2 separate regions of the Homo sapiens genome follow, and region 1 is linked to region 2. Evidence: read pairs that join two places in POLR2A ChIA-PET (ENCODE). Cell type or tissue: A673. All regions are shown on one strand. Links, peaks and the distances in the headings refer to the core of each region. The heading gives the core; the rest is flanking DNA.

Region 1 (7,654 bases), core at 2,162-4,661, 180 kb before region 2:
AGCAAATCTGATTGCAACACCTCACATTATGAAGGTCTAAACAACATTTGGCTCTACTCTGCCTTTCTGAGATTTAAGAGAGGGACCTTAACTCTTTTAGTATGAAACTACAGTCACTTTCAGAAAGAGAGAATTTAAGCCGTCCTTACAGGAACTTCAAAAATGTCTGTAGAAGTATTCAGAGATGAGCACAAAGGGTAGAGAAAATCAAATGTAAATTATGTTTCCCTTTAATTTTCATGTGGGTTGTATTCTAAAGCAAACAATTGTACATTGGATGACTTTTGTGGATGATGAGCTGTTTCCTTCTGTCTTTCACAAGCCTCTGTGACAGTAAGGGGTATATAAAGCTCTGAGTGAAGATCTGAAGCTGTTATTAAAATGGAAATATTTAAAGCAGCCAGGAGTCTGTGAGAGTCTGTTCTGGTGACACATTAATGCATTTGAAAGGATATTAAAGCTTAACACAGAGGGGAAATAGTTCTAATGGCAAAATGTAAAGCTGCTTAACAGAATTACACCTAGAACTCTGTGTATTAGGTCTAAAATACCTCTACTCTTATATTACTCAGAGTAAAGCTGTATGTTGGTTTGAGTGCTTCTGCAGTTTTACAGTTTCCTAATTTCAGGTCTTAGTGTTTTTAAGTGCAAAAATTATGTTCTGGTTTATGCTTTTGTAGAGTCAATTGGTAGTGCTTCTCACCTTGTGTGTGAGACTTAAAGATGTGCCATGTTTCAACAACATTTTCATCAGTGTGTAAAGGTTATTTTTTTACAACAAAAGATATGAACTTGTCTTACACAGATTATTGAGAAGGGCCCATCATGCCACACAGTAGAGTGCATGTCATGTCTGGAAGTAGAAGAGAAGAGGCTTGATGAAAAACTAAGTCAGCACCAAGAAAGACGGCATGTTTCTGTTTGCATGAATGATTGTGACCCTATTCATATGCAAAAAAGTGGGATCCATTCACTAAATAGTTTTTCTTAAGCAAGAACACAAGATAAGAGGGCCCATAACTCACTGTCACGCTGTAGTCCTGACTTTTCTAAATACCCCTGAGTAATGGAGAGTCATTTTGATTCTTTTCATCCTTCACTGTACAACCCAAACTTGAATATCCCAGAGCATTCCATAAAGAAAAAATGCTAGAGAAACACTGAAAATATGTCTCTAATTTTGCTTTAAGATGCAAAATGGTAAAACAGTATAGAAAATAAGGTGTCTGTCCTTGAGGAAATTACAATTCACCTGCAGACATGAAATACTGTTACAGTGTAAGAATACTGGTGATTAGGTGAAAAATCTAGAAACTAGTACTTCTGCGTTATACGACACTATGTAGTAGAAATATTTTACCTGAGAAATAAATAAGCTTTAGATTCAAATTACAGATACTGTATTGCTTAAAAATACATACCATGATCTAATAAGATTATTGTATAAAACTACAGTATACTTGGAAAATATTGATCATGAGGTACAGATGCACAAGCTGTGCTGAACAAAAGATAAGTTAGGGAAAGAAGGGTCTGTATTTACATTTTTTAATATATACCATGTAGTAATTCCCAAATTAGGGTTAAAATATTTGTACTATCCACAGACAACTTCAATAGCTTATTCATTCATTACTTAAGTCTTAAAGGGAGGCATTTACTTTTCATGGTCAAATCAAGAAATAATTTTTAATATGTTTCATTTTGAACATGGGGTGAAAATAATTAAGAATTATAATGTATACTTGTTCTTATAAGAATTATACTTATAATGTTGATTTGAATTTGTTTCCTTTTAGCACTTTTATCCATGTTGATCCTAGTTATGCCCTTCCAATTAAATAATGTCTCTGATTACTTCATTTTATAAAGTTACTATGTCATAATAATTAAATCCTTGTGCTTTATAATCCCAGTAGAACTGATGTAAAACATGGTTTTCCCATTTGAATTTGCACAAATTAATTTATATAGTTACTATTATTCCTATTTTATACTTAACAAAACTATGGTCATAAATTAATAAATAAATGCCCATATCAAAAAGTTAGAAAGATCTCAAATTGACATCCTAACATCACAACTAAGAGAACTAGAGAACCAATAGCAAACAAACCCCAAAGCTAGCAGAAGACAAGAAATAAACAAGATCAGAGCGGAACTGAAAAAGATAGAGACAGCAAAATCCCTTCCAAAGAAAATCAACAAATCCAGGAGCTGGATTTTTTGAAAAAAATCAAAAAAATAGACCATGGGCCGGGCATGGTGGCTCTTGCTTGTAATCCCAGCACTTTGGGAGGCCAAGGCAGACGAATCAGTTGAGGTCAGGAGTTCGAGACCAGCCTAGACAACATGGTGAAATGCTGTCTCTACTAAAAATACAAAAATTAGCTGAGTATGGTGGCATGCAACTGTAGTCCCAGCTACTAGGGAGGCTGAGGCAGGAGGATCACTTGAACTCAGTAGATGAAGGTTGCAGTGAGCCAAGATCGTGTCACTGCCCTCCAGACTGGACAATAGAGTGAGACTCCATCTCAAAAAAAAAAAAAAAAAAAAAGACTGCTAGCTAGACTAATAAAGAAGAAAAGAGAGAAGAATCAAATAGACACACAAAAAAGATAAAGGGGACCCCACAGAAATACAAACAACCATCAGAGAATACTATAAACAGCTATATGCAAATAAACTAGAAAATCTAGACAAAAAGGATAAATTCCTGGAAACATACACCCTTCCAAAACTGAACAGTAAGAATTTGAATCCCTGAATAAATCAATAACAAGTTCTGAAATTGAGGCAGTCATAAATAGCTTACCAACCAAAAAATGCCCAGGACTAGATGGATTTACAGATGAATTCTACCAGAGGTAAAAGAGGAGTTGGTACCATTTCTTCTGAAACTATTTCAAACAATTCAAAAGGATGGACTCCTCCCTAACTCATTTTTCGATGCCAGCATCATCCTGATACCAAAACCTGGCAGAGATACAACAAAAAAAGAAAACTTTAGGCCAATATCCCTTATGAACATTAATGCAGAAATCCTCAATAAGATACTGGCAAACCAAATCCAGTAGCACATCAAAAGGCGTATCCACCACAATCAAGTGGGCTTCATCCCCATGATGCAAGGCTCGTTCAACATATGCAAATCATAAATGTAATTCATCACATAACAGAACTAAAGACAAAAACCACATGATTATCTCAATAGACACAGAAAAGGTCTTTAATAAAGTTGAACATCCCTTCATGTTAAAAACTCCCAATAAACAAGGTATTGATGGAACATACCTCAAAATAGTAACAGTCATTTATGACAAACCCACAGCCAATATCATACTGAATGGACAAAAGCTGAAAGCATTCCCCTTGAAAACTGGCATAAGACAAAAATGCTGTCTGTCACCACTCCTATTAAACATAGTGTTGGAAGTTCTGGCCAGGGCAATCTAGGCCAGAGAAAGAAAGAACGGGTACTCAAATAGGACGAGAAAAAGTCAAACTGTCACTCTTTGCAAATGACATGGTCCTATATCTAGAAAACCCCAGAATCTCAGCCCAAAAGCTTCTTAAGCTGATAAGCAACTTCAGCAAAATCTCAGGATACAAAATCAATGTGTAAAAATCACAAGCATTCCTACATACCAACAATAAACAAGCAGAGAGCCAAATTATGAATTAATTCCCATTCACAATTGCTGCAAAGAGAATAAAATAAATAGGAATAGAGCTAACAAGGGAAGTAAAGGACCTTTTCAAGGAGAACTACAAACCACTGCTCAAGGAAATCAGAGAGGACACAAATGGAAAGACATTCCATGCTCGTGGATAAGAAGAATCAATATCATGAAAATGACCATACTGCTCAAAGTAATTTATAGATTCAATGAGATTCCCATTAAAATATCACTGATATTCTTTACCTAGAATTAGAAAAAAACTAAAGTTCATATGGAACCAAAAGAGAGCCCACATAGCCAAGACAATTCTAAGCAGAAAAAAAAACTGGAGGCGTCACGCTACCCAACTTCAAACTATACTACAGGGCTACAGTAACCAAAACAGCATTGTATTGGTACAAAAACAGACACATAGACCAATGGAACAGAATGGAGATCTCAGAAATAAGACCACACAACTACAACCATCTGATCTTTGACAAAACTGACAAAAACAAGCAATGGGGAAAGGATTTCCTATTTAATAAATGGTGCTGGGAGAATAGGCTAGCCTATGCACAGAACTGAAACTGGACCCCTTCTTTACACCTTACACAAAAATTAACAAGATGGATTAAAGACTTAAATGTAAAACACACAACTATAAAAACCCTTGAAGAAAACCTAAGCAATACCATTTAGGACATAGGCACCGGCAAAGATTTCATAATGAAAATGCCAAAAGCAACTGCAACAAAAGCCAAAATTGACAAATGGGATCTTATTAAACTAAAGAGCTTCTGTACAGCAAAAGAAACTATCATCAGAGTGAACAGGCAACCTACAGAATGGGAGAAAATTTTTGCAATCTATCCATCTGACAAAGGCTTAATATCCAGCATCTACAAGGAACTTAAATTTATAAGAAGAAAACAAACAACTCCATTAAAAAGTGGGCAAAGAACACGAAGAGACATTTCTCAAAAGAAGACACTTATGCAGCCAAAAAACATGTGAAAAAAAGCTCAACATTGCTGATCATTAGAGAAATGCAAATCAAAACCACAGTGAGATACCATCTCACGCCAGTCAGAATGGCAATTATTAAAAAGTCCATAAACAACCGATGCTGGCAAGGCTGTGGAGAAACAGGAATGCTTTTATACTGTTGGTGGAAATGTAAATTAGCTCAACCATTCGGGAAGACAGTGTGGCTATTCCTCAAAGACCTAGAGGTAGAAATAAAATTAAATATCATTTAACCCAGCAATCCCATTACTGGGTATATACTCAGAGGAATATAAACCATTCTTTTATAAAGATATGTGCACGCATATGTTCGTTACAGCACTACTCACAATACCAGAGACATGGAATCAACCCAAATGCCCATCAATGATAGACTGGAAAAAGAAAATGTGGTACATATACACCATGGAATACTATGCAGCCATAAAAATGGAAGGAGATCATGTCCTTTGAAGGGACAGGGATGGAGCTGGAAGCCATTATCCTCAGCAAACTAACACAGGAACAGAAAACCAAACACCCCAAGTTCTCGCTTACAAGCGAGAGCTGAACAATGAGAACACATGGACACAGGGCTGGGGAACAATACACACGACGGCTTGTCAGGGGGCAGGGTGGGGAGGGGGAGAGCATTAGGAAAAATAGCTAATGCATGCTGAGTTTAATACCTAGGTGAAGGGTTGATAGGTATAGCCAACCGCCATGGCATACGTTTACCTATGTAACAAACCTGCACATCCTGCACTTGTATCCTGGATCTTAAAATTAAATTAAATTAAAATTTTAAAAAATACATAAAAGAAATGTGAAGATAAAAAACAAAAAGCATCCTTTTTTCTATTTGTACATATGTTTAATAATGTATATAGTATATTAACTCAGTAATGTGGGAGATTTTATATATATTATATATAAATATATGCACATATTCATATATATTATATATACCTAGCGAAATTTTTTTCCAGCTAAGGCTGTCCAATCCAGAATGGTAGAAGACCTCTCTGCTTCTCAACTGGCTTTTTGTAATAGACTCTGACTGGTCTTTCAGTCCAACTCTCAGCTCTGATTGAACCTGGCAAGAAAATATTGATTGGACATCTGGTACCCTTTGGCCCCAGTCCTTTGCTCTTGCCATTTCCTTACCTAAAATATCCTTCCCTTTCCTCTGACACATTTCCATTTTATACCATCCTTCAAGACTCAGTTCAGATGACCTCTTCTTGATCTTCTGCCTGAAGTGACCTTTCTCTCTTCTAAAAATCCATGGCAGGGATGTTCACAATTCTGCTATGGCAAGCTTCATAGTCAATAGTGATTTGTTTTTATGTATTTTCCCAAGTAGTTAATCATAAGCTCCTTAGGGAGAAAGTCCATTTTTATATACTTTCATACCCTCGACACAGCCAGAACAGTGCACATAGTAGGTACTCAATAATCATCTATTTAATTAAGTAATTGAAATTATGAATAGCAATCTCCTTAACTTCCTCCAAGTTACATTGCAATTTGTGTTTTTTTAAGACTACTTCTATTTTTAACTACAGTATATACTTGGTAAAGGATTTTACAACTCTCTAAATTAGCCCATGGTGATTACCCCTACTGTGCAATTTGCCACTATTTTATTAAAGCAAGATTAAAGATAATACTTCATTGGAAGAAGTAACAGCAGCATTAACCTCTATTTACCTTGACATAATAAAGCTTTAATAAAACATGGGCAAATTGCATTGAGGGGGATAATTATTCTAACATAAAATTTAAAGGGAATTTAATTTCTTATTCTTGCATGTTTAGTGCTTTAAGATTAGTGTCATTAATGTCCTTTTTCTCATTTATAGAGGATACATAAAAACATTCAACCCTCTCCAATTTGTTTTCTTATTAAATAATTCTGAATTTATATTCAAATTCATAAACATAAGAACATAATTTTAAATGTACAGTTTTTCAGAAGTAAGTATCCTTATAGAATGTCAGGGCAGCAAGCATTGTGTGGGAGAGATTTTACCCCAAGCCAAAAAAAAAAAAAAAAAACAACAACAAAAAAAAAAAAGCATCTTTGGCATCCTTGTCTAAATTTTTGAGTGTTGAATCAAGAAGATTCTTGTTTGTTTTATATCCTCTGGCTTTATTACATCAGACAAGCTTCAAAGGGGCAGAGCACATAGGATTGAAAAATAACACAGCTGCATTTTGCAATGGAGTGTTCTGCCTCTGCCTATGTTTTGTTGTTCATGTAATACTTTTCAATAAACAAAGATGTCAATCAACTCTCTTTGCAGCACATCACATTTCAGATTTAAACCACTTCAGACACATCACTGCCCCAAGCTCACGCATTTAACAGATAAAAATTCAGCTTTCTGTCAAGGCAGAATGCAGTATCGATTGTAGGTGGTATTTAGGCGAGAGTGTGGCAGAATAATATTACCTCTACAGTCACATATAGTCCACTATAGAAGCATAACATAAAGTGCATTAGGCTGCTTACAAAATTTTTTTTCTAATGGCTCAGCATTGATTAATAGCCATTTCCAAACACATTCCTAGGAAAGACTTCTACATGCAGCAAATTGTGAGGGTGGCAGAGGGGGGTTAGGAACACATGATAGCAATCATGAAAACTTTGATCACTTGATTTGATTCTAGTGCTTTGTAAATTAGCATAATTATTCAAACATGCTTCATTAAAAATCGTGACTGTACAAGTCCTTCAGTTTAATGATCCAAGTATATATCACGTGAGCCAAGCTTTAAATAAGAATACCAACTCAGTGCTAGGATGCTGTGAGAGATTTGTTCTTAAAATCAAGAGAAAGTGTAAAAACACAAACTCCAAAACCCAAACCAGGAAAAAAGAAATCTAATAGGCACACCAACAGTGCATGTGGTGGGTAATATTTTTCTATTTATCTTCACATCTATCTGAATGTCTCTTGAGGCCACCAAAGGTTAGA
Region 2 (7,654 bases), core at 3,481-5,980:
AATACTGTAAACATAAGTAACAACCTATAAATCCTCAGGGAGGCTTTCCTGATAGATCCTCTCCACTCACCTTTCCCACCCAGATTAGGCCTGCCTCTTCATGATGGATAAATTTTCTTAGCACAGAATTCCCATTTTCTGTAGCATTTATCTTAGTTTATAATTCTATATTTATCAGTGTTATTATTTGGTTATTGTGTCTCCATCACTAGGCTGTCCATGAGGCAAGACCCACGTAGGTTTCTCCCTATATTGTATTCACAGTGCCTAGTATTGTGCCAGACACCTAATAAATATTCACATATCTGCCAAATAGATGAGGAAGCTGGTATTCACTTGACAGAATGTCAGCATCTACAGGGTGAAAAGCCTGGCTAAGTTAGATTGTTTTAAACATTATGGCCTGTAAATAAGGATATGGTACCTTATTAGTGCCATAAAAAATAAAATCATTTTGGGCAAATTTTATACAATTTGAAGCACTCAACTTATTAAACTACCTATGCAATCTTTAATAGACAATTAATGAGCGCTCTTCATATACAGTCATAAAAAATACTTCATCTATGGCCTCAAGGCCTTATTGAGCAAGATAAGGAATAAACAGTACTCTATATCATAGAAGTATGCAGTGAACAGGAAAAAGCATGGGCTTTCCTGGAGTGGATCTGGACTCGTATCCCACCTCCGTTTCTTACCATCTATGTGACAATGGAGAGTAATTTAACATTTCTGAGTATTTTATGTAAGATGAAGATAGCATTTATCTCATGGGGTTGTAATGATTACATAAAGAAATGCAATCTTCTTAGCACAGAGTTGGTACACAATAAATGCTGTGAAGCTGGTATAATTGCAGACAGAATCTGAACTTTCTAATCAGGAGACCCAAGTCAGCACTCCTGCTTGAAAATTTGTTACTGATTGACCAAGAGAAAGTTAGTTCATGAGACTCAATTTTATGAGACTCGATTCTTCTATCAGTAAATGGGCATGATAATACGAATAAATAACCTACAATTAAAATTTATCTGTAAAGTGCCTACTAAATTTTTTGGCAGAAAGTTGGCTTCAATAAACTATATGAATAAGGAGGAAGGGAAAGGAGAGAGAGAGAAGATGTTAGGTTTGAGGTATCATATGTCGACACACAATGGAAATATATAGTAGACAATGGGAAAATGTGTGTCAATAATTCAGGCAACAGGTTTAATTGAATATATGGAGTTAGATCAACAAAAGTAATTTTTCCTATTATTTTCTTTCAATACACATTATTTATTTTCTCCAAGGCATTTATCACAATTTGTAATCGCATATTTATTTGTTTACTGGAACCTTATCTCTTACAAATTGGTTTTTATGAGGGAGGAGTTATAACTGCTTTTTACTCCACATAGAGCACATAATAAGGGCTCAGCAATTATTGTTAACTGAGAACTATCAACTGAAAATCTGTATCTATAAAAGACAGGTCAGTCAGTCAGTGCTCAGTGGTGGAAAAGAAGAGCTATTAGAACACTGAAATTCTAATAGAAATGAATACTGTTCATTAAGTTAATTACAGTTATTTTAACTTAATAAAACTGGTGAAAATATTTTAAAAGTTTAAATTAAAATGATATCCCCATGAGCTGATGCCAATATGAACAACATTTATGTTAACAACATTGTCTGATGTGTAGTAAATGAACAATAAATATTATTGAATGAATGACAAATTTATGAAACCAATTGTAGTCCATGTGTAATGATTTTATTAAAAGCCAATTTTTAAGATGCATTGTAAGTCATAAGAAATATTTCAAAATGTACCAGTTAACCAAGGAAAATAAAACAGAGAGAATGAGTAGAGAAAAATGCAAGAATTACAACTATTGTCAAACATAGCATTAGTTGCAAAGTTCATTTTGTCTTATAGCCACATATAGCATCAGAAAGAAAAAGAAGTTTAAATCAGGAATCCTTAGGAAAGTTTTCAACATGTCACCAAAACAACAGATGGTATCCAATAGAAATAGTGATAAGAACCAACTGAAAAATAACATCAGAAAAAAGCAAAAGAAAGAAAAGGGGAAAAAATACTCTAGCCTAGAGAATAAAATAGGCCCACAAAATGTTAATATGTAAAAAAAAAAAAGAAGCCAACCAATGAAACTTTTTATCAAAACAGCATAAATCCTGCCAAGAAAAAAAACTATAAAAAATTTTGGTTAGAGGACCAACAAAATTATTTTAGTTTTCTTTAATCAACAAATTAGATAACATAATGTATGTGGATTTTCATATCTTAAGAAAACTTACATACCAATAAGAAATCTCTGGTTTTAAAACATGTTGGAGGGAGGTAGAACACATACAAATATATAATCAATAAAATAATGAGAGATAAAATAAAATAGTTTCTTTTTAAGTACTAAATCAATACCTAATTAAATAATTTGGAAATAATAGGAGCAAAAATTGCGTAAAGGATCTTTTGGATTTCTTCTCCATATACCGATTAAGAAAATTGTCCCAAGGAATTGAAAAATTTTACCGATGATAAAATTATAAAAATGTATGGAAAAGGAAAATTAATTCAATATAGCATGATTTTTAAATGAAATTATCTTCTCCTTATAAGGAGTCTAATATATACCGAGTAACATGCTAGGCACTTGGGGGATGGGGAAGAATAAGTCAGATATGTTTCCTGCCCTTGTAAGTTTACAGTCTAATGAAACAGGAAGTTAATAGACAAACACATTAAAAAATAACAGATTGTGTTACATGCCATCAAAATAGGAATAGAGTACTATAAGACAGCTAGGGGAGCCCTGAAGCCTTTTAGGATATTATAAATTGCCTGGAGAAATTAACAGCTTGGAATACAGCAGTGAAAATAGACATGCAGAGAAAATATATAGAAGTATTTTTGCACTGGGATTTACTGCTTTTTAAAAATAGATTGAATGCGGGAAGAAAATGTAAAGAAAAAATTCAAGGATGAGTTAGCAACTTGTTAGATGACTTTAGTCATTTACTACAATGAGGGACAACTGGACATAGGAATCTAGAGCATGGAGAAGCTGTAAGGATGGAAGACTTAATCTTTTTTTTTTTTTTTATTTGAGACAGAGTCTTGCTCTGTCACCCAGGCTGGAGTGCAGTGGCGCGATCTTGGCTCACTGAGACCTTTGCCTCCCAGGTTCACGCCATTCTCCTGCCTCAGCCTCCTGAGTAGCTGGGACTACAGGCGCCCGCCACCACGCTCGGCTAATTTTTTTTGTATTTTTAGTAGAGACAGGGTTTCACCGTGTTAGCTAGGATGGTCTCAATCTCCTGACCTCGTGATCCGCCCGCCTCGGTCTCCCACAGTGCTAGGATTACAGGCTTGAGCCACCGGGCCTGGCTGGAAGACTTAATCTTACTGTGCCATCAATATATATTTTAAATTATTAGTGGTTGCGTTTCCTGGGAAGAAAGCATAGAAAAGGAACACAGATTCAAAATCAAATCCAGAGGAATTCCCACATGTAGTGATAGAAGTGGAAAAAACTAGGCAAACACAAGGGAAAAGAGGTAGAAGAAAATGAAGAGAGTAACTCTTTTGTGGCTTCTTGCAAGAATCGGCCCAATTTTTAAAAGGAAGGAGTGGTCAGTTGAGCCAAATGCTGCTCAGAATACGCTAAGCTCACTCCCACCAGCTACAACCCACTCCTCCTGCCACTTTCAGCCTGACTCAAGAATAAGATAAATCTCTAAGTATGTTTCAAATTTATCAAACATAAATAGGTCCCAAGTATGTGGGCCTTAAAAAACAGTAAGACTCACATATAGAAGGACAATGTGAATGAATAAAAAATTGCCAATTTTCAGCTATAGATAGTAATCTGGGATAATTTAAATTAAATGAACATTTTACTACATGCCAAAGTAAACTTCAGAGAGTTGTTAAATGTTTTTTATACATTGATGAAAAGTGAATAGAAAAGAGAATAGAATATCAGATCTACGAAAGAATAACTTTCTCAGATTTGAAGCAAAGAAAAAATAATGAAGGAAAAGATCAACAGATTTTAATATACATTCACTTAGAACTCCCAATCAATGAAAATCAGTAACTCAGATAAAAAGCACGTGTAGGAGAAAATATTCTGAAGTTGTAATGGTTGTATTTACTGAGACTTTACTGGATCAGTCACAAGCAGGTAACAATTAATTTATTATTTCCCACCACTTTTCCTGATTGATCAGATTTCAAAGCTATTTGCAGTCACTTGCAGAAAGTAAAAGTTCGATTCAGTCTAATATCAAAACTACAGATCATCAGCTAATGACATTCTTCTTCCCTCCTCCAGTTTTGGCCTGCCCTGGACTCAGAAACCCACAGGAAGGAAAAGAATATAAGCAGCTTCTTCACATTTTCTTCACTCCACCTCTTTGTAACTACTCTCTAGCTGCTATTTTGGTCCCTCTAGAGTTGGGTCTGCAGGAGTAAATTAAGAGAAAGGGACAGTGTACTATGGCTAATGAGCTGTCTCTGACATCAGGACTGCTTGTTTTTTTCCCAGGGCATTTTGGGAAACTTCTTGGTTCATTGAAAGCAGAGGATGTCATCTTATGCTGGCTTTTAAGACAAACTTCCTCAGTCCCCTACCTTCTGAGGCTTCACAGTATGGATATTCTATCTATTGGAAAGTTTCCCCCAACCCAGAAGACTTGTTTCTCCTGAAGGTGAATCTTCCAGAGCAGAATCTCTTTCAAGATAATACAGTTGGCTTCCCTTCATCCAGTTCATTTGGTCTGCTGGAAAACTCAAGCATCTTAGCTCCCCCTGTGGGTAATTCAGCTAGTTCTTCTACATTCACAGGATCTAACCAGCCAAGCTGTCACTTTGGGACTGCTCAGGCCTGGGTTGGGTAGCAGTTCCTGTTTCCCTTAAATTTCAGGGGACATAAGACACTTCCCCTCTCAAAGTAGATTTCTTAAAGCTTCTCCAGCTTTGCTGGAGGGGGAGAAATATCCCTTCTGCTACTCCATGAGGAATGAGAGAGGGAATGCCACAACACACACACACAACTCACTCTCCATTTCTCTTTTACCCCAAGATAGCCTTTGTAACTGGCCTGTTGTGTATAATGTTGTTTTCACAGTACTCTGAGACCATGAGAAAATGCACAGTTAGCATGCTGCTTCATTGTTAGGGTTGGAGTGGGTCCTTTTACATTGCTGGTAGCAATTGTATATCAGTACAACCTTTTAGAAAGAATTGCAAGGCCTAGTAATTCTGCTGGAAATACTACTCAAAAAAACCATGAAAAGGTCTATGCATATAGATGTCCACCGTAGTATTCATTGTCTAAAGCAGTTCCCAGATCACAAATGTCTGCTAATGCTAAATCATAAGGAGAAGTTTGTTTTCTCAGAAACTTACATTAACAAGTATTTTACTCACCCTTTCTTACTTTTAACTTTTGCTTGTGAGGACCCTCACTCTTCCCCACTAGTCTTGACTTCCTAATCTTATTTTCATCGTTGTAGGTCCAAATTTTGTTGGAACTTTGTTACATGAGACACGATTTTGTTAGTTCTCTCAAGCAACTTATGGACAACAGCAGTTACAAAAGAAAGAATGAATGAGGAAACCCCTGCAAGAACACTCAACTGTCCAAAAAGAATAGTGAAACTGCCTGAGGCAGCAGTCACTGTCAATCAAAGACATCACATTGCCCTACCCAGACCACCATAACAATTTAATCAGAATCTGTAGGGGTGAGCTGAGGCTTCATAATTTCTTTAACCCCTCCCATGGGTGATCCTAATGTGTAGCCAAATTTGAGAATCACCATTATAGAGATTATCATCTAGAGAAAAGAAGAGACAGGCAAAAGAGCACATGAATAATATATGTATTATAGAGCCAATCAAAATTTTAAAAGATGAAGAACAGATAGAAAAACATGGTATAACCTCTAAACATAGCATACAAAGGCCTTTATCATCTCATCTCTACTTACACTATCCTATTTGTTGCTCCTTTCGTGGTCCTTCCCATCCTGTGTTAGAACCACACTAACCTTCTCAGGTACCTAAACATGCTAGGCCCTCTTGGGCTCAGCCTGATTTCCTTCTTGATCTACCTAGATCATTCCTTCTCCCAGCTAACAGATGAGGTGCATTCCCCTACAAATGGCCTCTCTGACAACAGAACAAGACTCCGTCTCAAAAAAAAAAAAAAAAAAAAAGGCCTCCCTGACCATCCAGGCTGACCTGGATGCCTATGTATATCATAGCACTTCCTGCTCAAAACAGGTCATGTCACACTGTATTGTAACTGTTAGTTAATTTATATTTCAGTTTTTATCACTTTGAAAGCAGGAACACTGTCTTCATTTCATCTCTGAATCCTAATATCTATCAATGTGACTCGCACAGAGGAAGTGTTCAATAAATGTTGGGTTGAATTTTTTAATGCACATAATATAAATAATCATCAAATACAAAATTGTAACTATGAAAACATTTTTGGATTGGAGAATTATATATTAGAAGAAGGAGGAAAAGAAAAAATGAGTGACAGAGAAAGAAAACAAAGAAAGCAAAGAAGAAAGAGAAAGGAGGAGAGAGGGAGGGAGGACAAGATGGAGGGAGGAAGGCAAGAAAAAAAACTAATACAGAATACCTTGTAATTGACAATAATTATAATTTCATTTAATTCACACAGAATTCTCTGGGGTAAATACTATTTTTCTTATCTCACAGATGATTAAACTGAGGTCAAGAGAATTAAATCATTTATTCAACTTTGGAAAGTTTATAAGTACTATATTCAGGTTTTGAATCAAGGTTTATAAGATCAAAAATAGCTATCATTTTCAGAACTAAAATAGTTATTTTTTAACCTTGATTTAAGAGAAATGTTTCATGGGCTGGAGGCTACAAGCAGGGTGAAGTACCAGCAGATAAGAAAGTCAACACAGGTCTATCTTCTATAATGCTCAAAAGTAAATCCACTCACATACAAATCCACAGTTGCAGTCCTTGTGGAGAAAATTCAGCAAAACCGTATTACTGAAAAAGTATCACAGTGATTAGTTATTTTCTGCATTTACCATTCTATGTTTAAGCTGCCATTAAAAGTCTATCACATTCGACATTGTTTAACAGAATTTCTTTGCTAGGGTGTTATTAATACATAACCATTCTGCAGATTAGATTTTCAGGACCAAAGCTGAATTTCCTCAACTTCCTAAGACTAACTTCATCAAAATTGAAACAAAATAGGTGGTATCTATATCTCTGTGCTTATGGTTTGTGATAGCCTACAAACAAAAGGAAGTTGTGAGATTTCATTACACGTGTTAGCAATAAGAAACCAACAAAAGAAGCTATTTTAAATACACAAGCAAAATCTATAATATATAACCATAAGTATTAAGAAAGATGCTTTGAGAAATAGAAGAGGACACACAAAAATATGAAAAGATATGCCATGTTCAAGGATTGGAAGAATCAATATTGTTAAAATGTCCATACTACCCAAAGCAATCTACAGATTTCATGAAATCTCTATCTAAATATCAATGACATTCTTCACAGAAATAGAAAAAAAAATCCTAAAATTTATATGGAACCACAAAATACCCAGACTAGACAAAACTATCTTAAG

Evidence for each region. Peaks named below come from ENCODE experiments on the same cell type or tissue, not always from the same donor. Only the 100,000 strongest peaks of a DNase experiment are listed, where the experiment ranks them.
Region 1: POLR2A ChIA-PET joins it to region 2 with 8 read pairs; 2 of 35 experiments call an interaction of 5 or more read pairs at or near these places.

Annotation. Positions count from the first base shown.
Region 1 is chr6:97,764,864-97,772,517 of GRCh38, reverse strand. No RefSeq gene overlaps it. Among named protein-coding and RNA genes, the nearest start is that of MIR2113, 260 kb to the left of the region's middle. RefSeq lists an enhancer at 5,693-7,654. In A673, for the core only: no CTCF peak of the experiment used is centred there; no DNase peak of the experiment used is centred there.
Region 2 is chr6:97,583,716-97,591,369 of GRCh38, reverse strand. All of the region lies in intron 1 of LOC101927314 (a long non-coding RNA gene), which reads right to left. Among named protein-coding and RNA genes, the nearest start is that of MMS22L, 300 kb to the right of the region's middle. In A673, for the core only: a CTCF peak has its summit at 4,821; a DNase peak (open chromatin) is centred at 4,809; H3K27ac peaks cover 1,448 bases.